Linked DNA regions of Homo sapiens: regions 2 and 3 are each linked to region 1. The links are chromatin contacts, found by Hi-C in ENCODE. All regions are on one chromosome and are shown on one strand. The core of a region is the stretch at or near the end of the contact, and the rest is flanking DNA. Distances in the headings are between cores, read along the strand shown. Region 1 holds the start of PDE8A (phosphodiesterase 8A). Region 2 holds the start of MEX3B (mex-3 RNA binding family member B). Region 3 holds the start of WHAMM (WASP homolog associated with actin, golgi membranes and microtubules).

The links. Hi-C counts contacts between places; a loop is a spot of excess contacts on that map. Pooled maps may share reads with other maps.
Region 2: a loop to region 1 is called in a map with no recorded cell type, with 32 times the contacts of the local background. The contact joins the promoter of MEX3B here to the promoter of PDE8A in region 1. A Hi-C loop is called at or near these places in 2 of 37 single-sample maps with no recorded cell type and 7 of 50 pooled maps.
Region 3: a loop to region 1 is called in a pooled map, with 17 times the contacts of the local background. The contact joins the promoter of WHAMM here to the promoter of PDE8A in region 1. A Hi-C loop is called at or near these places in 2 of 37 single-sample maps with no recorded cell type and 6 of 50 pooled maps.

Annotation. Positions count from the first base shown.
Region 1 is chr15:84,980,606-84,983,194 of GRCh38, forward strand. It overlaps PDE8A (phosphodiesterase 8A), which reads left to right and starts at 1,251. Exons shown (of 22, transcript NM_002605.3): 1 at 1,251-1,743. The coding sequence starts at 1,558. RefSeq lists silencers at 313-362, 683-1,172 and an enhancer at 900-1,432.
Region 2 is chr15:82,044,726-82,047,314 of GRCh38, forward strand. It overlaps MEX3B (mex-3 RNA binding family member B), which reads right to left and starts at 1,293. Exons shown (of 2, transcript NM_032246.6): 1 at 725-1,293. The coding sequence starts at 980. RefSeq lists silencers at 1,073-1,372, 2,223-2,542 and an enhancer at 1,596-2,542.
Region 3 is chr15:82,808,314-82,810,902 of GRCh38, forward strand. WHAMM (WASP homolog associated with actin, golgi membranes and microtubules) reads left to right here and starts at 1,315. Exons shown (of 10, transcript NM_001080435.3): 1 at 1,315-2,022. The coding sequence starts at 1,414. RefSeq lists silencers at 1,571-1,700, 1,721-1,830, 2,051-2,220.

The sequences.
Region 1 (2,589 bases), core at 1-2,500:
CAGCCCGCTACAGGATACGTGATGGACGCCCAGAGACACCGCCCTCCAGCTGGTGGGGGAGGAGCCCCAGCCACCAAGAAGTTAAGTGACTGGCCCAGTTCACACAGCAAGCTAGTGGCTGTGTGCGTGTCCGGGGTCCTCATGGGCCCCAGGCCTGCAATGCGTACGCCCCTTCCCCTGGCTCTGCCTTTGGGGTCTCGGACGCCCGACTAGCACTTTGGTTAAAATGAGAGGAGGACGGGCGCCTGCAGCCTGCCCGGTGCTGTAGCTTTGCGGCCGCCCCGGCGCCTGTGTAATCCGAGGCGTGGCGCGCCAGGTTTTGGCCTGCGAGGGAGCGCACGTGGGCTGCGGCTTCTCGCGGACGCCCAGGCCCCACCCACCCGGGACCCGGCGCGCGGCGCCCCAGTTTGACTTTCACTACCCCCAAAGGAGGTCTTTCCACCGGCCTCTTTTCTGGGTAACAGCTCCAGGGCTCACACTTGGTGACCCCACCGAGGTCAAGTAGCCGCTAAGTTACGGAGCCGGAATTCGAATTTGGCGGTCGGGCTTCTGGTGGCCTCGGGACGGAGGTGGCTGTGTGTCCCTGGGCAAGTCTCTTTCCTTCTCTGGGTAGCCCAGTCGGGCGCCCCGCCTGTCGTCGCCGCGCATGCTCAGTTGCGGGCGGCGTCCGGAGGAGGTGGCGGGCGCCCCAGCTGCTTTGCATTGACGCCAGCACCCGCTGGAGGTCACCGCTGGGGGCTCGGCGCGGCACGCTGCCGGCAAAACCCGGCCCGGATCACGGAGCCGGAGCCGGAGCCGTACCGCCAGCAACTCCTGGGTGCGCGCAGCCGTTTCTGCGCTTCTCGACGGTGCGGCCCCAGGCCCCGCTGGAGCCGAGCTGCTCCCCTCCCTACCCTGGCGGACGTGGCCCGGCCGCTCCGAGGGGTTTCCCTCGGACCCCGCGCCTAAACCCCGGCCAGCGGGAGCGTCTAAGGCTAGCCTTGTACCCCACCGGCACTCGGCCTGGGGGGGCTTTTCCGCGAGGCGGCGGCCCAGCGGGCGGAGCGGCGTGGGTGTCCACATCTAGGCGGAGTCTGGAGCCGGGGAGGCGGCGGCGGCGGCGGCGGGAGCGGGGCCGGGCGCGGCCGGGAGCTCGCCTCCCCCGGGGGTCGTGCCGCAGCTCGGCGAGGGCAGCGTGGCTCGCGCGGCGTGGACTCAGCCGCTCCTGGGTAAGGAGAGCGCAAATCTCCTCCCCCTATTTCCCCGGAAGCGCGGCCGAGGCGAGCCCGGCGATGTGAGAGGCGGCCGTCGGCTCCTGCCTCAGGAAGGGCATGTTCGGAGGGGCGGCCTCGGCACGCCACCCGCCTAAGCGCCCCCTTCCCACCGCAGCCGCCGCCGCCGCAGCGCCCGCACCGCGATAAAAGGGGCGGCCGCGTTTCCTGACGCGAGATCCGCGCTCGCCGCCGCCCGCCCAGGCGGCGATGACACGGCGCCCGCGGCGGCCCGGAGGCGCCGGGTGGGCCGTTTGCTGACCGGATCGCGGCTACCCGCCAGCGTGTCCGCGGCGCCGCCGCCAGCATGGGCTGTGCCCCGAGCATCCACATTTCCGAGCGCCTGGTGGCCGAGGACGCGCCTAGCCCCGCGGCACCGCCGCTGTCGTCCGGCGGGCCGCGCCTCCCGCAGGGCCAGAAGACGGCCGCCTTGCCCCGGACCCGCGGCGCCGGCCTCTTGGAGTCGGAGCTTCGCGACGGCAGCGGCAAGAAGGTAAGGGGCGCCGGGCACTCTGGGGCCGCCGCGAAACTCGGGCCCGGCCAGTAAGCAACTTTCCCGCAGGGGCCGGGCGGGGTCCCCCCCACCCGGCCTCGGTGCCCTCTTGTCCCGCTTTGGATGGTTCTGATTGACGCCAGTCTCCCGCCTTGCCGGGGCAGCGTTCAGAGAAGGACCGACCCAGGTCCCGCGACCCTGATTTCCTAGGGTTGCGATTAGGACGCCGCCTGTGTCGCGGCGTCGGTTTTTTGGACACATCCGACTCCCGGAGCGGCGGGGCCCGATGTGAAGTTGACTGAGGCGCTTGCATCAATTTCCTCTCCAAGAGCGGGTGTTTGAGGGAAACCCCCAGGATATTCTGGCGCGCCCCTGCAATGTTAAATCAGTGTGAACTTTGTTCTTTTCCTGTGGTAGAAAGGGAAGGGCGACTGGCCTCACCACTCTTTTCCCTCTGTCAGCTTTGCACATGCAGTTGCAGGTTACCATTTTCTTCGGGACTGCTAGAATGTAATCTGGAACATCAGCTTTGCTTCATTGCACATGTATTTGAGGTCCACGTTTATTAGCATACATACTGTATTTAAAGCATATGTAATTAGAAAATACTGTGAAACGCGATTTTTGAAGCATTCAGCAGAACAAAGTTAATCTTTTATTAAGCCGACTTACTGGGACATTTTGTGACTGGGGTTTTTTGTTTTTTTACATTGCGTGTCTTCTCCAGCGCATGTTGCCTTGGCTTATGTTTTGTCAAAGTTTCTGGGCTTAGTCTTTGTTGAGGTTTTCTAAAGGAAAGTTAAAAAGGAAAAAGAAAAACGTGATCATTAAGGCACACAGCAGCAG
Region 2 (2,589 bases), core at 43-2,542, 2.9 Mb before region 1:
GACAAGAGATGGGCGGAAAGGGGGCGTCTCCCTCACTGACCTCGGGCCGCGCCACGGGCTGGGCAGCGGATCCCACCCGCGAGGCGCTCGAGGAACAGCCCATTGGCTGCCTGGCCCTCCCCCAGTGACTGCAGTCGTCCCGAACCAAACCCGAGAATCCCAGAAAAGTCATCTGGGGAGATGCCGCTGGGATCCAGCTGGGCGCGCCGTCAGCTCTGAAGACACGGGGAAGGGGCTCGGGGAAGGCAGCTGAAGTCGCGATGCCTCAGCGCTGGTCGACTGGGGGTAGGGGGTGGGGTGTGAGTCCCGGGACCCATTGTTCCTCCTCTGGGCTCCATTCCGCTTTGCAGAAATCCAGAATCCTCCTCCCATCCTATGCTCACTCCTCCTCCTTCCTCCTCCCAAAGGACTGATCAAAGGCCCCCTCCCCCAAGCATCTTACATTTAAATTGTCTTTCTGGAGGTGGGCTGGTTGGGGGGCGTTAGGGGAGAAGGCAGTGATTTTAGCAGAAGAAAGTGCATCCCGCCAGGGCAGCGGCGCGGCTCCGGGAGACAGCCTGCCTGCACTTTCTTTGTCTGGGGCGCCGGCCCATCGCGCGGCTCTTCCTCTCTCCCCAAGGCACCCCACGCCGCGGATCCCGATACTGAACACGCCTTCCCCTCGAGGCAGTGGCCTGAGACCCTACACCACCCCCACCCACCTCCCCATCCCTCCTCGACCTACCTTGCCGCCCCACGATCTCGGCGACATGCTCAGAACTGGGTACTGGCACGCACTCGGTCATGTTCACGCTCTTCTTGCGCGGCTCGCTGTCGTACAGAGAGGCGCCCTCGTCACTGTCCAGCCCCAGCAGGGAGAGCTGGTCGAGCGCGAGCTGCAGGGCTCTTTGGTCATCCAGGGTCTCTCCCCCTCCGCTGCTGCCGCCGCCGCCGCCGCCGCTGCCGTTGCGCTCCAGGTCTGCGAACAGCGAGCTGGGCATCGCTCGGCCGTGCGCGCCGCGCCCCCGCCGGCCCTCGGCTCGGCGGCGAGAAGCTGCGGCCACAAAGGCAGCCGGGAAGCGGGTGGTCAGGGGCGGGGAGGCCGGTCGCCTGCTGAGGGCTCCGTTGCTTCTTCCTCGGTGCTGGGAGGAGTGGGTCGCTCCGTGCGGTCCGCACCGGGCAGTGGCTGCAGGAGCCCCCACCTGGGTCCCCACCCCAGACCTGCTGGCGGGTGGGGTGGGGGCAGAGCTCTAGCGGTGGCCGCGCGTGCCCCCCGAGTGCCCGGCTGGCTGGCCGCAATGCCGAGCGAAAAGCGAGCAGGCGAGCGACAGAAGCGTTTCTTTAAGGAGCCCCTCCCCGGCTCCTCCACTCCCTCCCTCCCGCCCGCCCGCCCGCCCTCACTCAGCGCTTTTTCCTCCTCTCCTCCCCGCCTCTTGACTGAGCCTCTGCAGCCAGACGACTCCGGAGGGGGACGAGGGAGGCGCAACGTCACAGGCGGGAGCTGACACCACAATGCTACTGACACTATCGCTGGGGGAGGCGATTGGCGCGCGCCAGGCCGGGGGCGGGAGGAGGCCGCGGGTTGAGCGAGCGGAGAGAGAGCGCCACCCCCCACCCCCGCGCTCGCCGCAGCCCGCCCCGTCCTCCTCCCGGCCGCGCCCCTCCCCCGCCGCCGCTAACGCCTCTCTTTGTTGTCTAATGCGGGACTGGCAGGCTCGGGACACTTGGATGTACCTATCAGCCGAGGACAATCATTGTCCCTAAGTCTCCTCCCTCGCCTGACTGAGAAAAGAAAACGCGCCCAACTCTGATGCCTGGAGCCGGGCTCTAAAAGAGCGGTCCTCAGGAAGTCCCGTTAGTGGCTCCAAATAAACCATCCGTGGAGCCAAAGCTTCCTCTGTGAGAAGAGTCTGTAGTCCGCCCAAAAGGGCGACCCGAGCCCTCCGACACGGAAAACGGGACTCCAGGTCTTGGGGCGCACGGGCAGAGTGACTCCCGGCGCGGGTTGTCCACCTGCGCGGGAGCGCACGAGACACAAAAGCACACGCCCGCCCACACTGGCAACCGCGCGCGCGCGCGCCCGCGCCTGCATTTCTGTCTCCTTGGGCAGCACTTCGCCCAACTGGCCCTGAAACTGAGGATGGGAAAGCTAAAAGCTGGCTGCCGCGCGAGCTCGGCCCGCCCGGCCGCTGGCGACCTCTGGAATGCATGGCACCAGTGTCCAGCACACGCCCGGCGCCCGGGCCGAGACCCTGCGGGTTCTGACACGCGCACGAGCGCCGCGCCGCCACCGCGGGGACGCAGGCCACAGCGCCAGCGGGCGGCGCGGGCGTGCGCGCCCGCTGTTCCCATCCCTCCCCTCCGTGCCCCGCGGCCGAGCATGCGCAGTGCGCGCGAGGAGCGGGCGGGCCCTTTAAGGCGGGCGCTGCGGAGCGCGCGCCGGCCCCGCCCGCGGCCCCGCCCCGACGGGAGGTGAGCGCTCCCTGCCCGGCCGCTCTTTGTGCGCTTCTCGGGGTGGGGGTGGCGGCAGAGGGAGGTTGCGACGGCACTTGCCGGCGAGGACGGCGAGCTGCGCCCCCTCCCGGATCTCCCAGGGACCGTCTCCGAGTG
Region 3 (2,589 bases), core at 65-2,564, 2.2 Mb before region 1:
CATATTAGTTAAAATAGTATATTAAAATAGGGGAAAATCAATCACTTCAGCTAAAAGTTTATCTCTCCAAGAAGACTGAGTGACTGAGTCCCAGGGCCCAATCCCCAACCCTCACACCGGCAGCAGGCATAAAAGGGGAGGGACCTTCAGACAAAGGCACCTTTCCATCTTCAAGTTGCATTCCACAGAGGTTCCTAGATTTCTTGAGGTCATTTTCAAGGCAGAGAGATGCCCTAACTAGAGCTTTAGCTTCGCCCTGATTTTTTCGTTTGCTTATTGTTTACCCTTGGGGATAACAGCAAGTACAAAATCTGATTCCAACTTTTCCCAGCTCAAAACCTTCACAAACACTTTCACTTGTTCCCGAATCAACACCTCACAGGCCTTGCTTTGGCAAACGGCTCCTGATCCCAGCTTCCTGGCATCTCCCTCCTTTCCTCCTCCCATTCCCACCACCTGTCTCAGTGCACTCCCAGGATGGGAGCTGACATGGACTGTATTTCTCAGTCTACACTGCACATTTCCTAGGCAGAGACTAGGGCCGTCTTGGTGCTTGTTGCATGAACAGATTTAGCTCCACCCTGACACGTAAACTGGATTTCCTGATATCTCCTTAAACAGGCCTTCCGTAGCCAGGGGGGCATGTCGAGCCCGAGTGTCGGTGTATCTTAAGTTTGTCTGGGCCTCCGTTTCCTTAACTCTAAAGTGAAGAGTTAGAACACAGATTGTATTTAAACACCCTGGTTGGGAGCTGCAGTGCCCTGAATTCCCCCTCTTACTCCACCCCCTCAATACTGACACACAGCCGACACTCAATAAAAGTTTGTTGAATTGACAAAAATAAATTTGCGGCTTCTTGCCCAGTACTTGGCACTTAGAGGCCCTCAATAAATGACTATCGAGTTTATATTTCATCTCCCCAACGCATTTGTGACATTCTTAAGGGCGTGAACCATGTACTCAATAGGGCCCTGATGATAGAAAAGAAAATCAGCTTGGTCCCTGTTCTCAAGTTCATAGTTTAGTGTGGGAGACTAATACAATAACTCGCCGATTCAACAGATATTTTTCCAACGTCCGTATGTATTGGGTGGAAAAGGTGAGGCAAGAGTTGTATTTCCCAGACTCCTGAACAGGTTGCGAGATGATTGACTCCTGAGGGAGACCTTCTCACCTTTTCATTGGTTGTCGCTGGCCCTCTCGTCTATCACCCAACCAACCCCGAATGCCTCTTGTAAGCCCCACCTCCGGCAGCCAGCCAATCAGAAGTGCCGGGGGCCAGGGTGCTGCTGGGGCACTGACGCGGTTTCGATTCTAGCGAAAAATGATTTGGCTCGGACTGTCCCGTGACAGGCGGTGCGAGGAGGCCAGGCCCGCGCCCGCCGAGCCCTAGGGCCGCTGCTGCCGACAGCCATGGAGGACGAGCAGCCTGACAGCCTGGAGGGCTGGGTGCCGGTCCGGGAGGGCCTCTTCGCCGAGCCCGAGAGGCACCGGCTGCGCTTCCTGGTGGCCTGGAACGGCGCGGAGGGCAAGTTCGCTGTGACTTGTCACGACCGTACCGCGCAGCAGCGGCGGCTGCGCGAGGGGGCCCGGTTGGGGCCCGAGCCCGAGCCCAAGCCTGAGGCCGCCGTCTCCCCGTCCAGCTGGGCCGGCCTGCTCTCGGCCGCGGGGCTCCGCGGCGCGCACCGGCAGTTGGCGGCGCTGTGGCCGCCTCTGGAGCGCTGCTTCCCGCGGCTGCCGCCGGAGCTGGACGTGGGCGGCGGCGGGGCCTGGGGTCTGGGGCTCGGGCTGTGGGCGCTGCTGTGGCCGACGCGCGCGGGTCCCGGCGAGGCGGCGCTGCAGGAGCTGTGCGGGCAGCTGGAACGCTATCTGGGCGCGGCGGCCGACGGCTGCGGCGGCGCCACAGTGCGCGACGCACTCTTCCCGGCTGAGGGCGGCGCGGCCGACTGCGAAAGCCCGCGCGAGTTCCGGGAGCGGGCCTTGCGCGCGCGGTGGGTCGAGGCGGACGCGCGGCTGCGCCAGGTAAGCGAGGCCCGGTCGCCGGCGTTCGTCCGCGCTTCCATGGCCTGGGACACTGTGGGAGGCTCCCCCGGCGCCGAGAGCCCTGGCTGACGGCTGACGGGGAGGAGCCGGCGGGCGGAGAAGGCCGCGGGCTCCCCAGTGCCGTCACCTGCGCGGGACCGCTGCGGGAAACCGGCGGGAGCTGCGGGAGGGTCTGCAGAGAGGACAAGCGAAGTTAGAGCCTAGTGTACTTGCAGCTGGGAGCTGGGCTAGGCCCCCAACTTTTGCCCTGAAGATGCTGGCAGAGCAGGATGTTGTAACAGGAAATGCCAGAAATATTGCAAGCAAGACTGAAAACAACCCATCCATGTAGGAAAGAATAACACGGACTAAATGTAAGCAATTCCTGTGTATGAGGGGACGTCGCAAATGGGATAAAATGGTTTAGAGGAAGAAATGGCTTTTAGGAGATAGGGTGTTTTGTTTTAAGTAATATATACTTGGTCAAATGGAAAGCCGGCAGAAGGTGAACTTTATTCATCAGTTTGGAATGACCGCATTAGTGCCCTTTTAAGCTTGAAAGAGGTA